Regions from separate parts of the Homo sapiens genome. Here region 1 is linked to region 2. Evidence: chromatin loops called from intact Hi-C (ENCODE). Cell type or tissue: endothelial cell of umbilical vein. All regions are shown on one strand. Links, peaks and the distances in the headings refer to the core of each region. The heading gives the core; the rest is flanking DNA.

Evidence for each region. Peaks named below come from ENCODE experiments on the same cell type or tissue, not always from the same donor. Only the 100,000 strongest peaks of a DNase experiment are listed, where the experiment ranks them.
Region 1: it touches region 2 in a loop (11-fold over the local background); 2 of 110 quality-filtered maps call a loop at or near these places.

What each region holds. Positions count from the first base shown.
Region 1 is chr2:83,191,071-83,201,255 of GRCh38, forward strand. No RefSeq gene overlaps it. Among named protein-coding and RNA genes, the nearest start is that of LINC01809, 330 kb to the right of the region's middle. In endothelial cell of umbilical vein, for the core only: a CTCF peak has its summit at 5,360; a DNase peak (open chromatin) is centred at 5,341; H3K27ac peaks cover 391 bases.
Region 2 is chr2:84,309,323-84,319,507 of GRCh38, forward strand. All of the region lies in intron 1 of LOC107985905 (a long non-coding RNA gene), which reads right to left. Among named protein-coding and RNA genes, the nearest start is that of SUCLG1, 140 kb to the right of the region's middle. In endothelial cell of umbilical vein, for the core only: a CTCF peak has its summit at 5,684 (motif pointing left); a DNase peak (open chromatin) is centred at 5,679.

The sequences.
Region 1 (10,185 bases), core at 1,205-9,204, 1.1 Mb before region 2:
CTGTTGTACAAATGTGACCTTTGAGGCACAGTGTGCAGAACAGAAATCCACTGGATGTGTTAAATAAATAAATTACTAGGTAAATGAATTTATTGAATGACTTTCCCTGTCAGAAACATAATCCAGTGCTATACAGTCTGAAGTTTGAAGGTACTTAAAACTAGGGCTCTATGTAGAAGTAGAAACAGCATTAATATTAACCTGGTTCAATTTTGTTGGCCAGTGTCATTGCTCAAATTAAACCTAAATCAACCCCAGTACCTGCGCCTATATGTGCACAGTGAAAGGGAAGGATATGGGTTTAAAGACAAGGGCCATTAAGGTCTTTGCATCCAAGTGCATTCAGTTCCACAGAGATTAGAGACTGATAATTTGATACTAGTGTTTCTCTGGCCCACATTTGGAACATTTTTGACATACTGATGATTCCTGGCTCTACTCTAGTACCACCACAGCAGAATCTCAGGAGATTGAGCTATGCTTGATCAGCCAGAATTGAGAAATAGCTGCAATACTTACCCTGCCTGGAGGATAAAGTGAAGGTTAAAGATTTTATCCTATCTGCTCTCATGCCTTGAGAACAGAACTCTACTGGATCCATTGAATAAATAAATATGTAGGTGAACTAATTAACTGAGTATCGCTGACAGACTTGACTTTCTAATTAACATTTGCATGTTTCATAACTAAGTTTAAAAGTACTCAGTGACTTCCATCTCCTATAATAGCTCTGAATGTTTTTCTAATCTCTTTCTAACCTGGCCCAGCCTCATACTCCACACCTGGGTGCTCAGTCTCCTAACTCCTTCTCTCTAGTCAGTATCCCATGGGCAAGTAATAATACAAGGTGCCATTCAATGATAATCACAATTATTTCAGCCATTTTAAAAACCAAATACAGTATGTTTTGCAGTCTTGTTTCCCACTTATAACCAACACAGCTATAGTCTGTTGATACCAAAATATTCACCCACAGATGCACACTTCACAGTTCATACCCACAGCTTTGGCTCATGTCGGTTCTTCTGTTGGCCTCTGGGTGCTATCTTGCAAGCTGAGGCTCCCTGGAACCATCACTATGGGACCAGTACATGAAAGCTAAAAAAATTTGGACTCATTGCCCTTATCAGTCTTTATCATAGTCATCTGCCATTCTGAGACCGCCATTGACCACACACTAATGAAATGCTGTCTGCTGATGATAACACTCACATACCATGGTGAGCTCTCCAAATCACACCAGTAAAGTAACAGTACATAAGGGATATTTATTAGTTCTTCTTCCTGGGTTACTTATTATTCTAGTAAAGTAATACTATTTTAGGAATCTATTGTGCAGGGGGGAAATGTGACTTAAATTAGACGTTTCTAAAGCCTCATCTCCAGCAGTATACACCTTTGAGACACAAGATTGTTTCTTCCTCTTTAATCATCGATTTTGAGAAACATAGCAAAGGCTCTATACTTGCATAAAAACAGTACAGCTTAAATTTTCTTTTATTTATTTTATTTAGCACTTTCTTTTCTTTTCTTTTTTTTTTTTTTTTTTGAGAGGGTCTCACTCTGTCACCCAGGCTGGAGTGCAGTGGTACAATAATGGCTCACCAAAGCATTGACCTCCTAGCCTCAGCCTTCCAAAGTAGCTGGGACTACAGGCATGTGTTGTTGTGCCTGGCTATTTTTCAAATTTTTTCTGGAGATAGGGACTCACTACGTTGCTCAAGATGGTCTCAAACTCCTGGGCTCAAGTGATCCTCCCACCTCAGCCTCACAAAGTGCTGGGATTACAGGCCTGAGCAACCATACCCAGCTGAAATTTTCTTTATACCAATTAGCAGAATACACATCACATTGGAGACAAAGTACAGGGCTAAATTAAGTTAGTATAATGCCTAAGTCCAGACATATTTCCAAAACACATTAGTTTGTGGGATAAAACATTGCTATAGTGATGATGATGATGATAATATTAATCACTAAAATTTTTGGCTGTTGTACTGGGTTCTTTCTACTCAAATCCCAATATAATTATGCATTAAACAATTTTATTTTCAAAAAGAAAAAATTACTAATACAAGTTAACTCATTTAATTATTATCACTTAGCTAGTCAATAATGACTCCACAATTTGATTTAAAGATGTGATATGCCCAAAATGACCTACAATTGTATTTAATGCTCCACTATACTATGGCTAGAAATAATAGTGATATATTAGTCTAGAAATGTCCATAGCTCCTCATCCTAAATAACTAGAAATTTATTACCATTTCATAATTAATTGATTCGAACATCTAGTTTAGTTACAAAGAAAATATTTCAAAAAACTATTTCAACTAAAAAAATACCGAACTGGTACCAAACATTAAGAATAATGGCTATACAGATATGCCCTGCAATGTCTTTGCAATAGTGAGATTCCTCATTCTTCCTTTCTTGTTTTGTTTTAAATCTTTATGTTCTGTGATTTAAACAGACTTCTTCCAAATATAAAGCAAAACTATAAAGTGTAAGAAAAGGGTCAAATAAAATAAGTGCCTTTAATGGAAAGAATACAAATGATTATTCTCTAATTGTCTCAGAAATAAAAGAAATATAATCCTACGACAGTTCCTGGACTAATCAAAATAAAGTAAGTGAAAAAGAGAATTTCACAATTGTTTTTCTTTTGTTAAATCAGGTGCTATAAACTATAGAAATATGAATGAAAATTTTTATTAGCCTAAAGTGTCAACTGTCATGATTAATGTATTATGACAAATAAATTAGTTAAAATTATACTTATATGTTCTGGATTGTCTTATTCATTTTTAGATTTAATTTTTTTTCACTTATATGGCTCAGTAATCTACTTACTTCTAGCAGGAATCCTCTAATGTAGATATCAGCAGGTTTAGTGGCATATGCAACTCTAACAAGGATGAAAACACTCATGTGGTCCTTACTACTTGAAGCTGAAATTATTTAGTAGCTAAAAACATGAATTTTCACATTACGTAGATGAGTATAAATCCATATTTCCCTATAATGGGATCTTAGGCAAATAATTCAAACTCACTAAATCTTAATGGGGCACAGTAGCTCATGCCTGTAGTCTCAGTGCCTCAGAAGCTGAGGTGGGAGGATCTCTTGAGCCCCGGAGTTTGAGTTAAACTTGGGTAACATAGCAAGAACTCATCTCTAAAAAATAAGCTTCAAAAAAGAAAGAAATACAAACAACCTACAAAATATCAATATCTCATATGTTGAAAATGTGGATAATATCACTTTAAATATTTTTGTAAAAATTGAATAAGGTTATGGCATACCTGGCACATATTAAGCATTTCATAAATAGTATTTTATTAAAGGCATTATCATCCATCAGTGTAAAAGGATATGTTCAACTTATATTTGTTATATACCTTCTATATACTGTTTTAGTTGTTGCATGTACAAATATTTTTAAAATTTCTATAATAGAAAATTATATTTCTATGATAGAATAGACATACATAAAAAGTAATAAGAACAATTTATAATGTGTTGGTTACTGATGAGTACTGTGATGAAAATAAAAGTGGAGAGACCCACCAGGCTTCAGTTAAGAAATGGAATGTTTTGAAGTTATAAATGAAGTGGATGGGCAAGCCTTCACTGAGAAGGAATATTTAAACATATGTATCTTTCTACATTTTGGTGTGTGTCAAAGCACATAAAACGCCTGACATACAGAATTCCCCACTCCATTTTGGTTTACATTTTGGCATAAAAAAATAAGTCCAATTGAAATTATTTGTGTACGTATTTCTGTACCACATTGGCTGTATTAATGGAGACACACGCTTGCACTCAGAAACACACATATATATGTAAAATATATAAAAACTTTTATATATTTTATAATTTATAGTTTTAATGAATTTATGCATACTTCCACATATTTATACATATTTACATATCCTTATGTTGCATAATAAACTTCAAAGATATTTCAAATATCATTGAATGCTCCATTAGAAATGGACGAGCTGACATCATGATAAATTTCATGGAGATAGAGCTTGCTAGACTTAGTACCTGACGAAAGTTGCAGGTTGCAGTGAAGGAAGATGTCTGGAAAAATTCATGGGTTCTAGGTTGGGCAACAATATAAATGTTAGTGACACACAAGAAATAAAAATGTAGAAGGAAAAATAAGCTTGAATGGAAAGATAACATGTTTCACATAAAATATCATAGAATATACTGAGGTTTAAAGATCTAGGGAACATTAGATATAGATAAACGTCACGAAGCAACTTGTTACCTAGGCTATCATGTGTAATAGCCACATCACTCTCACATCAGAAAGGCTGATTAAAGGGATGTGATGCAAGTTAGCAGAGGAGAGAATTTCAAGAAGTTTTATGAGCAGGTCAAAAGATCATTGTATGTATCAATTATAAGGTCATGCTTACTGGAGGCAAGTGAAGATTTAGTGGAGTCCTGTATGTAGACGGGAGTTAGTAGCTTGAAAGCAAATGGGTTGTGAGATGAGGAGGTAGAGCTTGGTTTTGAAAGATATAGTAAGTCTTCTGTTAAGTGCCTCCATCATCTCAGCAATTTTCCCTTTATGACTCTTCTACATACTGTAGTTATTTGTCTCATGTCTATATCTGTGGCCAGGGTGTGAGCTTGACATGATGCATTATTCTTCAGTGAGCCCACCAAAATAACACAATTTTGTCACATGAGTATTCCTCCAAAAATAATGTGTTTGAGTGGATCGGTAATGAGAAAAATAGATGTTATTTTAGGGGTGCAAGGATTCTTTTTTCTTTTTTGTATTAAGTGTTAATGGATTTAAAGTGTATAAGTACCAAGTAGAGACAGAAAGAAATGACAATATGGAAAACACAGAAGCATGATAGGTAGATAACACCAGTCTTGGTTGAAAGGATGTGTGAGGATTGTGGAGAAAGGAGAGGAGGGTAGGGAATAAAATGAAGAACAAAGTGGGAGGGATAATCCTTGAAGAACAGTAACAAACCTGCTCTGAGCGTTGAAGACAGTGTAAGGATATAGTCACAGATTTAGGTGTGGTAATGGAAAACTAACTTTGATGTTTTCTATTTCTTTGTGAAATAGAAAATAAGGTCATATAGTGGAGGTAGGAGAGTAGGCAGAATGAAACACATATTGATTTTGCTTTAGCTCTGAAGACTAAAAGCCACCTGTACTTAAACAGAAAATTCAGATTTATTATACCAATAGGGCTAGTCCTGGATCCTATTTAGCCAGAACTTTTATTTTTCTGACTGCAGTTTTCCTTTCTTTTTACAGTTGACCACAGTATAGCTAAATGCACATCTTGATTTTGCATTAAAATGTAAGACTGCCCTCTTTCTGCAATAATTCAAACTGCAGGATGTTTGCATGTGATTAAATGTTGACACATTGTACTACCGTTTTTCAACTGTATGCATAGTAGAGCTCCAGATTTCCTCCAATTATTTAATTTATATATTAAGTTTAAGTATAAACTTAATGTTTAGTGTGTGTGTGTGTGTGTGAGAGAGAGGCAGAAAATGAACTTGAACAAGAATTAAGACACAGAAAACTTTAATGAGAATTAATAGTTAAGAAAATAATACTTATTATTCTTCTAGAAATACAAGAGAAAGTGCAACTATAAATTGACATTCTCCTTTATTGTGAATCCACTAACAGGTTTAGCCCTAGGTCTAGTAAGTCTCCAAGGAGATATTCAGGAATATATTCCAAAATCCCATGTTTATTGTCTTCCATAAGCTTTGGTTTGTATGCTTTGTAGTCAGGGCCATGCACAGCTCATGTGTGACTTGCTAGGCTGGCAAACTGCTGATGTGGCCGATTAGTTGGCTCCATTTGGAAACATGAATATTATGCTTAGAAAATAGTGTTGCTAAGTGAGTTTCTCTCACTCTCTTATTTTTTAACTAACTGAGCCAGAGGAATGGATTATACATATTTGTTGTTTTGCATATAAATTGGAAATTACTCCTTTCCCCTACCTGCAGTTGCAAATAATGTTTCCTCCACTTTTGTCTGAACAGCAATCTCCATTTTTAGATGAGCCCTGTCCAAATTATTGGAAAATTATAACATTTGCTGACAGCCTCCTTTAAAGTGATCAATCAAACTTCTCCAAGAGAAAATTATATTTTTAAAGGAAGCTTTATAACTTTAATGGCTTCAAAGGTCAAGTTATTTCTTTTCTTCAATTTAAGGACATGTTCTTGAGTCAATCAATATTAATTCAACATAAGACCTTAGTCCCCAATTTCACCTCTTATGTTAGCTAACATAATTAAACCTGTGTTGCTGAGCAAAATGTCAAATACCTTTTTCTTAGGACAAAGTACTCTATCTGGGTTTTCTTTTTCAATTTTCATTAATTTAAACAAGCAAATTTATTTTTATTGTATTGAGCATCAAATAAAAGCAATTACTCAGCATGCTTCTGGATTTGGTAATGAATATTTTTTTCTGAATTTGAGAATGAGGCTTTCCATGTGCCCCCTCCCCATCTGTCAGGCATAGAATTGGTTGGACTGTGGTGAGCAGCAGTCACTTGGGATAGTGTTTGCTTAGTCTTAGGTTCCAAACCCTCAGTAAAACTCATTTAAAAACTGACTGAGACAGAGCTCAATGCACTAAAAAGTCTTCTTGACTCTTTCTCAATCTCTCTTTTAATACCATGAGCACTGACCTGAATTAGACTGACTATTCTTTCTTGGTATTTAATTTCTGCATAATACTTTCCATATAATTCTCTGGAATTCTCGATGACTTTGTTCTAACTTTTACCTTAGATTTCTGGTAATTGCTTCAGATATACTTCTACCCCTCCATTTTAACAGTACTCAAAGCCCAGTGTAATGTGCTTTTCAAATAAGACCAATTCTAGGCTTCACTGAATCTACTGCACACACGATTACAAATCTAGAATTTTCTAAATGCTAATGGGAAAATGTTGAGACTTTTAGAGAACAAGTTTATTCAGAAAAAAAAAACTGAGCTAAAATGTAAGATTAGATATTCCAATAAACTAAATGCCAATAATGTGTATTTTTCCAATATGCCATTCTGAAACAAAGCAGAGTATTCAGATAATTGTGATACTATTTGATACATTATTGTTTATTGGTCTCTCTTCTGACATTTAAAATAAGAAATGTTCATTTATTCCTTAAGTAAATATTACAAGACTGCTAATTGTACATCATTTCATTATGGATGTGTACACCCACACATATAAAATTATATATGTTAAAATATTTGGACTGGTGTGTGTGTGTATTTTGAGTAAAGTAAAAAAATGATGAAGAGGACCCAGATTAAAATGTGAAGTTAATGAAGCTGCTACTATACACCATGTCTTTTACTTCAAAAACACTTCAGCCTTGTCAATGTTACAGTATGTATTGGTTGGTTAGTTTAAGCTAAATAGTGTATGGTCAGTTTCTCTTGTTAGAGAATTCAGAAGCATTTAATCCAACATTACAACGCATAAATGATGACTTCCTATTTTTTATATTTCTGACGCTTTGACATCTGAGGCCTTGCTGATCCTAGAGACACTGTCCAACAAGGCCTAGCCAATTCCTAGAGACAGTAAAGGACTCACTGGCCTGCAAGGGTGACTTTCATATACAAACTAACCAACTAGCCCACATTCCCACCACTTCCTTTAATCAGGCTTACACCCTCAGGGTCACTATTCCCCTGCCCTAATCACCCAAGGGCCAGTACCAGACAACTAGGGACAACCCTGGTGCTCCAAAACATACTGAAATTATTAAAATTATCAGATCTTGAACCTACTGAGACAGAAATCACAATAAAGGCTCCTGCCCACATTCCATATTTTTTTCTCACTTTTCTCTCTCTTTTCTCTCTCTTTTCTCTCTCTTTTTTCTTTTATTTATTTATTTTTATTTTTTATTTTACTTTAAGTTCTAGGGTACATGTGCACAACATGCAGGTTTATTACCTATGTATACATGTGCCATGTTGGTGTGCTGCACCCATTAACTCGTCATTTACATTAGGTACATCTCCTAATGCTATCCCTCCCCCGTTCCCCCACCCCCTGGCAGGGCCCGGTGTGTGATGTTCCCCACCCTGTGTCCAAGTGTTCTCATTGTTCAATTCCCACCTATGAGTGAGAACATGCGGTGTTTGGTTTTCTATCCTTGCGATAGTTTGCTCAGAATGATGGTTTCCAGCTTAGACTCCTACACAATAATAATGGGAGACTTTAACACCCCACTGTCAACATTAGACAGATCAACGAGACAGAAAGTTAGCAAGGATGTCCAGGAATTAAACTCAGCTCTGCACCAAGCGGACCTAATAGACATCTACAGAACTCTCCACCCCAAAACAACAGAGTATACATTCTTCTCAGCACTTTTGTCTCTTGACTCACCTTGGTCACCGCATGTGGCTCTGCACGGCTTGGAATGCACCTTCCTTTTGTCAACTGTGAGTACCAAATTATCTTTTTAAAGGCAGTCATCTCCCAATCTGTTGTCCTAACTGTACCTGATTAAAAATCAACACTCACTATTTCACTCCAGGGTTATCATAAAATAAAAGCAAATACCCAGCATGCTTCTGCATTTCATAATAAATTTCAAGGCTTTTGTTCATTGTTCCATCTACCAAGCATAGAATTAGATGGAAAGTGGTGAGCAGTGGCCAGCTGGGATGGTGACTACTGGGGTGGTGAATACACAAACTTCAGATAGACCTAATTCTTATCTAAACCAGATCTTTGCTAATTGTCATAATAAATATTAAAAATGGATTTTCATTGGTGAAAGTAGACACATGTTTATAACTACTGTGGGTGACGTATATAATCCCTCTTTAGTGAAATGAATGTCTTTCAAGACATGTAGATGAGCAAGAATAGTTTAGAGATACTCTGCTAGACTGAGTTGGATGTGCTGTAGTGAAATGGCCCTGTGTCTGGTCAGATTTGGAAGTTTTAGATTGCCTACCTTTTCCATAGTATTAGCATATTTAATCCTATCTCTATAATAGTGTTGTGTTTTATTTTAATAAATGTTTAATGCCACATCAGAATATTTACAAGACAGAAAGCTGGTGTGTCATCTAATCTAGAGGGCATGTTATATAATTGTGCTGGGAAGTTTTACAAGGTAATTATTTCTCTAATAAATGTGAGGGATATATTGTAGTTTGATATTGGATTTTATTACCTTAGAAGGATTAGAGTGTGGTGGATTAACTAACTACAATTTATCTTGAAGTATTCAGTGGCTCCAAAAGTCTACCAAAAAATCCCTTATAATTTTGTATGGCCAAACTGGTTTAGGTCAGTTCCAACTCCCTGAAATACAGCATTCTTTTTTTTTTATTTCTTATCCTTTCTTCTTAATATGTTCCTATAATGAATAGATCCATTTCACACCATATACTTCCTAGATCTTCTTCTGCTACTACCATGATTATGTGTGTGTTGGGGCAGGTTGAGTTTAATGATTTCATAATTTTAATTGAAGCAAACCTGGCTAGCACTCAAAGTTTGTACCTGGTGGTTGGTTTATTCAAATGGGCAGCTTTACGTAACTATTTTGCATGTTACTGATATTTCCAAAACTTGGTTATAAGCTCTCTGTATATTTATGCTATTGTTTACTCTCTCAAAAACCCTAGCTAAATGCTCAAGTAGAATTTCAAATGTTTGCATCTTAGGGGTGTATTTCTAGGAACAATATTATTATTTCCTCCTGCAATGTTGAATTAAATGGTTATATCAATAAATAATTTTCTGGGTGCTTCCGCGGGAGTTCCACATGTAACTCTAGGAATTCTCCATAGGCAAACTGTGACTATTCTCATGGTATGTTTGAGAAAAATAATGTATTTTTATTTGCATAAGCAATCATTTGCTAAATACTTAAAATATGCAAGACATTATAATGGGTGCTGGGAAAGGAAAATGCAGTGTTAGCAAAGCAGCCCAGGCTTTCAACACATTTAAAATCAAATCTGGAGAAAAAATATATTTGTGAACAATTGTCTGTTTCAGGTAGGGGTGACTGAAGGCCACCTTTCACTAGTCGACTTCATACAAATGGTGTTGTGTGCCAGCAAATATTTCTTCACCTACTGTCTTTTTACCAAGAAATTACTCCACTCTTCTCTTCT
Region 2 (10,185 bases), core at 1,416-9,415:
CAGCCACAGTGGAGAACCGAATCATAATTCCACAGGCAGGTTCTAGAAACAGTGCAGATAACTCACCTCGTAGTTATCACCCCAAGGGGTGAAGGAGCAATGGGCATTTATGCCTCAACTCCCATGAGTCATGGGTGAGGACTGCTGGGGCACAAGTTGCTGCCCAGCCTTTCTGGCCTGACATAAGTGCAGGTCCAGTGGCTTTCTGCCGCTTTGGGGCAAGCTCTCAGACAGAGAGAGTGGCTACTAGGAATCAAGTCAGGAGCACCCAGGCATGGGAAGATCTAAAGGGTCCAGGCAGTGTCTGGACCTCTTTTATTCCATCTGGGTCATGGATAAGGAGAAGCTGTGTACTCAGACACCTTTTCCCTAAATGATAGACATAGGCAGAAATGTTGGCTACAATACCTCATAAAGCTGTTAATTTACACTCCTCCAAAGCACTGTGTTACTCACCACTTAAAACCTGCTTATTTCCTGACTGTGCTGCAAATTCAGCAATCAGTGATTTCCGCAAGTTAACACATATTCTAATTCTCCATGCTGGACAAAGAAAGGAGTAAATCAATATCCAGTGACAAACAATACTGCGTAAAACAGATGGATACGTGTAGACCACAGGATATTAGTCCTCATCTGAAATTTTATTCATAAAGTTACAAAATCCCAAAGCTACATCTGTTCACATGAAGCCTTCTAATTCCTAGGGACATAAGAAATTCCATACTGGGCATATCTAATCCAGGAGCCTCTCTCTAAAGGTATAGCCTGGTGTGGATTCTGAGAAGTGAAAATTGCCCTCCATCTAAGTCAAATCATTAGGAATAAGAATACTTAACTTCCCTAAAATCCAGTTGCTATGAATGCTATACATAAATATTTGCTTAAATATTCTTTAAACCTGTTTATCATTTTAAGATATAACCCTCTTTATGAGAAACAAGTTTCATAAACTTAATCTTAACTTCACCTGACCAAGTCTTACCTCCCTTACAATATAAGGCGGAAACTCTTAGTTCTGGTATAAATAGCTAATAGGAAGAACAGTATCTTTAAAGCATTTAATGAGCACTTATAACGTATCAGATACACTGTTAAACCATTTTCATATTTTATTTAATCCTTACATAAACTATACAAGGTAGATACCATTACTTTGTTATTTTGCAGATGAGGAAATTGAGGATTAGAAAGGTGAAGTTGCTTGCAATCACTCAGCTAATGAAAGGCATATGCTTTTCCTGAGGGACTGCAGTAACAGACAGTCCTAAACAAAGTATAAAGAAATGAATAACACACACTCCCTGCCCTCAGGATCACTTATAGCAATGATAACAGAAGACAGACAGCTACCTACAACATACGGCAGAATGCCCTCCGCCTGCTTCTGTCGTAGTTTGCTTATTCCCCACCAGCATGGGGTAGAGTGTTTGTAAGAGGCCCATAAAGCTTTAAAATCCCAGACACCCAGATTACACAGAGGACAAATTAAATCAGAATCTGGGGGAATGGGACAGAGTTAGTCCCGGCATCAGTAATTGTTAATGCTCGCCAGGTGACTTCAGTGAGCATCTAGGATTGAGAATTGCTGTGCTAGGATTGATAATATACAATTCAGAAGTGACTTCCGTAGAGCATAGTATGGGGTTAATTTCAAACTCTATCTGGACATTTTATTTTAGCATATATCACAGCCAGAGCTTGTGTGCTTGATCTCCTGTGCTGAAATTATGCTTTTCCAGGAGACAAATGTGCAGCCAAGGGTGAGAAGCACTATCCTACTGTTGCAGGAAAGTGTTCTGGGATTTCTTGGAGGAAAGGAAGGAGGGCGAGGTCTGAGCAGGTCAGGCTCAGAGCCACATATCACGGCTTGAACCTGAGCATCTCTGTTTTTGTCTTGTTTATATCGTGGGTCTCTGCCTCAGGTTTCTGGAAAAGAAAGGGCTCTGTTGCTGCAGAAATAAGTGTGAAAACCACTGTCTTAAAGTTCTTAGATGTCAAGAGTCCACAGGGTTTTTGTGTCAAGAAAACTATTTCTCAGCATCATCTTCAGGGTTACCTACTGGCACTTTGGTTACTGAAGTTCTTACGTGCAATTGCTGAAAAGCAAAGAATTGCTGGAATTAGAAAAATACCATAATTTAACGAAAGTGTCAATGAATACCATAAACTCAGAGTTTACAGGAGCCTTCACATATTCATACACTGCATATTTATTGTCTACTATGTTTTAGATGCTGAGGATACACCTTGAAGTTGACAGACAAGGTCTGGCTTTTAGGAAGTTTCTATTCTATTAAAATACAATTTAATCAGGCACAGTGGCTCACACCTGTAATCCCAACACTTTGGGAGGCCCAGGTGGGAGGATCACTTGAGTTCAGGAGTTTGAGACCAGCCGGGCAATACAGTGAGACCCCATCTCTAAAAATAATAATAAAAATAAAATTTGTAGCATGCCATTGATTTGCACTGGGTTCCTAGCCCAACAGCTCAAACCAATATGTGGTAATTCATGCTAAATGAAACAAATTAATTTAGAAGTATACTCATGTAACAAACAGCTGAACTTCAGTCAATGGTAGGTGGTCAGCTGATTCAAGTAAGACAAAATGCTGAGCTATAACTAAGTTGTTCTTTTTACCTCACTTCCCTTTTCTGTCCATAAATGCTGCTGTCTGATCATGTAGCACACAGAAGCTCTTTGACCCTGTTCTGGTTCTGGGGGCTGCCAGATTCACTTCACTAATCATTTTTGTTGTTGTTTTTTGGGTTTTTTTGCTCATAGAAACTCTGATAAATTTAAACTTGAGATTTTTCCTTTTTAACAATTCTAATGGGGAAGACAAGCAAGGGACAAATGTATAAATGAGATAATATGCATAATACACATCTTTCATTCTCAGGCCTGTCTGCATGGAGCCCTGTAGAGGAGGGGCTCTGCCAGGTGGTGCTCCTGCTCAGTCCCCCCTGCTTCAGAAGAGTCACTTTCCTTTCTAGCAAGGCCGGCGGGTCCTCTGCAGCTCAGTCCATGGGGGTCAGCTGGCATGTGCCACTACTGCTGCTGCTGTGGCCCCCTGTCCTCAGAAGCTTATCTGAGATCTGATGGAGTCTGAGAACCAGCTTGCCTTTGAGGGGCACCCAGAGGTCTTGGTTTCTCTACATCAGAAGGGTCCTTTGCTAATGAGGAGTTCACCTTGAGAGGTCTTTACCTCCCCAAGGCTACTTGGCTTCCATACATTTTTGAAGTATCCAAAAGCCCATCCTGTGAGAGATGATCACTTAAACACATCTTGTTGCTTCATATCTGCAACCTCAGATATCCAAGCCATTAGAGGTGTTCTGGGATTCACCCTAGAAAGAGGATTCCTGAATGTGTCATTTCTGTATGTGTCTGAATAAACAGTCACAAATGATTAGAGCTTACTGGGTATACTAATATATCCCACAGTCTGATTTTAAAGCTACAGATAGGTGTTAATGTAGAGAGACACCATCTATAATCCGATGAATGAATTGAATGAATATATAAGAAAAAATTTGTAATAAGCACATCAGTGTTAGCATACACATGAGAATGTCAAAGGTAGTTCAAACTCCGTTTAAACAATCTGCTCTCCTAAACATTGCCTTGTTCTTAATATCCTTTTGTAACCTCAGTAAAAAAAACAAACAAAAAAATACCACCTATCTCCTATGGATATAAGCACAAATATCAAATGAATAAGCTGAAAATTAATGAGTTTTCTTTTTCTTTAAATGGCTATACAAAAGCTTCAGTCTTCCCTTGTCAAATCATCAGGAATTTCAGGCACATAACTTTCATTCTGATGGGTTCATCTCACAGAATAAAAGACTTGCTTATAAAACAGCATTATTTTCTTCTCTTATTGAAAAATGTGTACACACTTCAAAGTTAAAAACAAAAGTTTCTTAAAGCACAAAGAAGCAACTTAAAATCACTCCAAAATTCTTAGCTAAAATACAAAGATTAATTATATGGAGTCTTTCCTTCCAGTCTTAAATGTTATATTTTTACAGGAATAACAATTTTTGCTAAGAACCTGAACTAGCACACATCAGGACAGAGTTGCATAATTAGTGGCTTGGAAAAAGATAGCAGTCACTCTTTAGCTACCAAATTGGCAAGATCAGAAATGAATGGCACCATAAAGATCTCACGTCTTTCATTAATGCTTAAAGCTGAGACTTTATTTATAAGGAGATTCTAAATTCCAGGCCAGTCTCACCGGGCTGTCCTTGATAGAGGTAGCCTGTTTGTCATGTTAATGAAGAGAAAATTTCCAGTTCTGAGTTCCACAAAGACTGTTCTCCCCCACCTACAGCTAAAGAGGGAGAAAAATGTCAGCAGGTAAGGGGTAGAATTGGAGTGAACCACTTCCTTACCTTTGGGAGCAGCTGGCCTAATGTCAATGTCAAGGGTGGGGCAGTTCCAGCTCCATCAGAGGTGACTGCACCATGACAGGCAATGCTCATAGGCAAATCCACAGCTCAGCACTTGACAGGCTGGAATATTATCTATCCCAGTGCTTCTCAAACTGGAGCAGCATCAGAATCCTGGCAGAGGGCTTTTAAAGCACAGATTGGGGCCAGGAAGGGTGGTTCACATCTGTAATTCCAGCACTTTCGAAGGCCGAGGTGGATCACTTCAAGCCAGGAGTTGGGAACCAGCCTGGGCAACATAGCAAGACCCTGCCTGTACTAAAATATATATTTAAAATTAAAACACACACACACGCACACACACACACTCACACAGATTGCTGAGCCCCACCCCAGGGTTTCTGATTCAGTAGGTTTGAGAATTTGCATTTTTTTATTATTATTATATATTTTTTTAAAAGATGGAGTCTCACTCTATTGCCCAGGCTGGAGTGCAGTGGCAGAATCTCAGCTCACGACAACCTCTGCCTTCTGGGTTCAAGCAATTCTCCTGCTTCAGCCTCCCATGTAGCTGATACTACAGGCATGTGCCACCATGCCCAGCTAATTTTTGTGTTTTTAGTAGAGACGGGGTTTCACCATATTGGCCAGGCCTGTCTCAAACTCCTGACCTCAAGTCATTTGCCCACCTCGGCCTCCCAAAATGCTGGAATCACAAGTGTGAGTCACTGCGCCTGGCCAAGAATGTGCACTATAACAAGTCACCAGGTGATGCGAATCCCAGGGGGTTCCAGGACCACGCTTTGAGAACCACTAGTCTATCCTGATGTTTGCACTGTTTAACATAGAAGTTCAAAACCCGGGCTTTACAGTCTGTCAGACCTGGTTTTTATTCCTAATTCCATCAATTAATAGCTATGTGAACTTGGGCCAGTAACTCAATTAATCTGAGCCTCTATTTTCTCACAAGTAGAATAGGAATAATTGCAGGGTTGTTCTAAGAAATGGATCATGTAATGTGTAAGTGCTTACACTTATGAAGCATTGCCAGCTTCATAATAAACATTTAATACATGATTATTAGTCTTTCTATTCAAGCCCTACCTCAACACCCTCCTGGAATCTTTCTGCACCTGTTCCTATTGATCTCTTAGTCCTCTAAAATGTTGGTTCACTTGCTTTCCAACCCGCTCTGTGGTAAGGAAACTCCATTTCCCCACCCCCATAGAGCCTCCCGACTCCACTAGCAAGTGGGTAATCCTCTGCTGCCACCTTGTGGCCTTCCTTCGCCTCACGCATTGCAGGCTAACCTTGTCAAGGTGGCGTTTCTGGGACTGCAATCCAGTAGCTGAGCATAAGCAAAGGAGCCAGACGTGGTGCCCGCTCAGTCTGCTCAGTCGATGTGAGGACTGTGAGGAAGGGTTCCCAACAGGACAGTCCGAAGGACACCCAAATCCTGAGGGCTACAGAATAACAGAAAGGAGCTGGAATCAGCACCAGGAGAGCAGGAGAGCGACCTGGCTGTGATCTCAGGTGAGTCTAGAGGCCCCGCTGAGCTCACTCAAGGCCTGGCCAGTGCCCTTCTATGCAGGACCCCAGGACACCTGCCTGTAGACATTTCTGAGGATTCCAGGGATCTCGAGCATATCCCTTCAGATCCCTCTTGCTACTGAGGTGGCCAAAGTCATGTGTGTCTAGGACAAGGCTATTAGAGGGTCCCCAGTAGTCCCATGTTGAGACCATAGTCCCAACTCCGAATGAAGACTGTTCATTGTAGCTGGTTTGGAATAGAAACCCAGTACTTCGGTGAAGAAAGCAGCAGGACAGAGCGATGTGAGCAATGAAATGAAGACTCAAGTTGCTCTTGTCTTTTATTCCCATTACTCCTTTTCCCTGGTACAAGTGTCTTAATGAGGGGGGTTGACAGCTCGATGGTGGGGGGTGGGTACAAATACAAACGGTATTTTTTTTTTTCAGGGATAGTAGGAAACACCTCTTTCCAGGAGCACATCACACCTGAGGTTCACGGTAGTGATAACTCTCTCCCCTCCTTGTGTTCTCATCCCTTAGAGCAATGAACAATGAACCAGAAGGTAGGGTGGAGAGTGAGGATGACACCTGGGATGGCAGCCACAGACCAGGAAGGCTGAGCTGGGAAATTGGTGCATTTTTTGGCTTCTCTCTTTAGAACATGGGTTATTTGGGGCCTTTTCATCCTCATTTTTGGGCCCCCAGGCACCAATTCTGAGAAACAGGAAAAGTTGCACTCAGCATCTCCTCCCTAGACCATGCAATCCGGCACACACTCAGACCCCTGAAAGAAATAAAAAGCAAAGCATTCCGATCCTTCTCCAGGGGATGGCATTTGTTCTCCTTCTGCAGAGGCTCATTTTAGATTTGCCTCAATGTAATATGCATAAGAAGTTAAGTCACCAGGGGCACCCCTTCCCCTCTCTAGAAGAAAGCTAAGACAAGGAAGGGGTTAAACAAAGGAGTAGGGCAAAACAGACACAGGCAGAGGAATGTAAGTTCTGCTGGTGAATCTGGGAGTAGGGGGGGTTATCTACCAACAATTTTCTACCCCTTAACCAGACATAAGCCTTGAAAATTGACTTCTTTAAGGCATTTAATCATGCTATCTCACTTATTATAAAGCATGCAACAGTTTGACCAAGGTCTTTTTTACATTCATTAATTCACATGGGTTTTAAATCTTGCAACAATTCTCTTGCATTGGTAGAGCAAACATCACTTATTCACTGATAAGAAAAATGGAAGCTCCAAGATACTAAATGGCTTGTCCAAAATCACAGAGCATTAGTCTCTCTCCGAGGGCAAAGTATTTATATCCAAAACTATAAACTTATACAGCATCTAGCTAGTTAACCAGCTTCAAGCACTTCAAGCAAGGCCTTGAAGGAATAAGGAATAGGGAGTGTGTGAACATTGTGCATATAAGTTTGGGTGAAGGAAGCAAAGTTGCAGAATCAAGACTGATGTGCAGGAGAGTGGCTTGATTTGCTAGCAGTGGGCAGTCAGAAAGGAATATGACTCCTGGGTGCTGGGACAGAAGGTGAGTGGAAGCTTTGTAGATTATCAACCAACAGAAGGCAAACTCTTCATTTACCTTATTTTACTTTTCCTCCTCATATAGATCCAAGTATGCCCAGTTGCACCATGGGAAAAATCTCTTCTCAAAGCCAAAACTATCTGAGGTGGGGGAAAAGATCCTAAAATACTTTTAACCATTTTTGTGTGGTTCTAACTTGTCTAAGCAGCAAAGAAACTTTCCTTTGTTAACTCGGGGGCGTCAAAGCCAGCTTTGTTTTCATGCCTAGTATTGATTTGGATCCTCCGGGGGGGGTCTCTTGACATCTCTCCACACCTTGCCTGATGAAGCCAGCAAGTCCAATAGGCTTCTCACTCACTGACAGACTGAGATGTTCAGAGCCCCTGTCTGGCATAACAAAACCTCTCTAGGGCAGAGTGAGGAGCTGAATGCCAAATCTCCACACAGGGCTTATGAGATCCTTCTGACATCATCATTTTTCTAGCCTGGAGAAAGGACTGGTGAAGGGAACACAGGACTTTTGTGTTCTCTGCTCCTAACAGACATAAACTCTTGAGAGGCAGCCCTTCACCGTGCGCTCCCTGAAAGAGGCTAGGCTGGACCAGCCATCAACCATCCTAGTTCCCAGCCTGACCCTGCCCTCCACAAGCTAGGTTACTCTGCCACTTCCCTTCTGGCCTCAGTTTCCACATCTGTCCAACAAAGGCTGGATGGAAGATTTCTAAAGCCCTCCTCAGCTGTCTTTTCTCTTTGGTGCTATGACTGGTTAAATTCCTCATTTCTTTCATACCTGCCTTTGACACAGTGTTTAGGTTTTCAGCCATTAAACCCTGGTGTGTCTGAAGGAGTAGCAAGGAGAGATCAGCCAGCCAGAGGGTTTCAACAAAAATACCTCACATGCTTGACAAATATTTACCAGCCAAAATGATATAAACTTATTCTACATACAAAGTCTGATGTTTTCACAATATAATACTCAAAAGTGGTTTTCTTTTGAGACGGAGTCTTGCTGTGTCACCCAGGCTGGAGTGCAGTGGTGGGATCTCAGCTCACTGCAACCTCTGCCCCTCCAGGTTTTAAGCAATTCTCTGCCTCAGCCTCTGGAGTAGCCGGGACTATAGGCATGTGCCACCATGCCCGGCCAATTTTTTGCATTTCTAGTAGAGATGGGGTTTCACCATCTTGGCCAGGCTGGTCTCAAACTCCTGACCTCATGATCCACCTGCCTCAGCCTCCCAAAGTGCTGGGATTACAAGCGTGAGCCACCATGCCTGGCCTCAAAAGTGGTTTTCAATGTTTGATACAGACACCTGGCAACCAGAGCTCAGAAGAAATGTGTACTTTTTTTTTTTTTTTTCTGAGACGAAGTCTTCGCTCTCGTTACCCAGGCTTGAGTTCAATGGTGCAATCTCAGCCCACTGCAACCTCCGCCTCCTGGGTTCAAGCAATTCTCCTGCCTCAGCCTCCCTAGTAGCTGGGATTACAGGCACCTGCCACCAAGCCCAGCTAATTTTTTTTTGTATTTTTAGTAGAGACGGGGTTTCACCATGTTGGCCAGCCTGGTCTCAAACTCCTGACTTCAGACGATCCACCCACCTCGGCCTCCCAAAGTGCTAGGATTACAGGCGTGAGCCACCGCGCCTGGCCCTAAGTGTGTACTCTTGGGGCGCTCGTTTAGCTTTGTGGGCTAGGGATTATGGTGCATTATCTGATAAATTAGAGGAAAATTTTACTTTATCTGAGAAACATATTTGCAGCCAGTCTCAGACACACTAAGTCACAGAAGAAAGAAGAATCAAAATAAAGAGAATTCTGCTGTCAGCTGTTTCCCCTCTTGCTTTACCTAAAAAAGCAGCCATCTGTGCCCTGAGGCAGACATGGCAGAATGTGCTTACTCAACACCTGACCCCCGACTCCTGACCCCTCAAAACACACACTGGGAGCTTAGAGCCTGCCCCCAGGCTGCCTCTCCCCACCCTTTACTCCTCAAAATACATACTGAGAGGGAAGGGGATGCCTGCAGCTGGTCCAAACTGCTTCTCTTGGACTAAGATATATTTACCCGGGGGTGTCAACAGCGTGGGAGTGGAGAGAGCAGGCAAAGGGGAGCAGGGAGGTCCTATGGCCTTGCAGAGGACAAAACCACAAATCCCTGGCAAGTGACCTGGGTTTTAAGACCAAATGAAGCAAGGCATTTATATTTTTACATTTTTAATGGACAAATAGTAATTGTGTATCTTTATGGGGTACAATGTGATGTCACAATATATGTATACACTGTAGAATGATTAAATCCAGCTACTCAGCACACACATCATCTCACATACTTAGCATTTATTTATGGTGCAGGCAAGGCGTTTAACCTCAGTTTTGTCATCCATAAAATAGGAATAAAAATAGCTATCGTGAATAGTGCCGCAATAAACATATGTGTGCATGTGTCTTTATAGCAGCATGCTTTTTAGTCCTTTGGGTATATACCCAGTAATGGGATGGCCGGGTCAAATGGTATTTCTAGTTCTAGATCCCTGAGGAGTCGCCACACTGACAGCATGGCACATGTATACATATGTAACTAACCTGCACATTGTGCACATGTACCCTAAAACTTAAAGTATAATAATAATTAAAAAAAGGAAAAAGAAAAAAAAGAAAATAAACAATAAACAATAGTGAAAAAAAAATAGCTGTCACACAGGACAGTTGGGTTT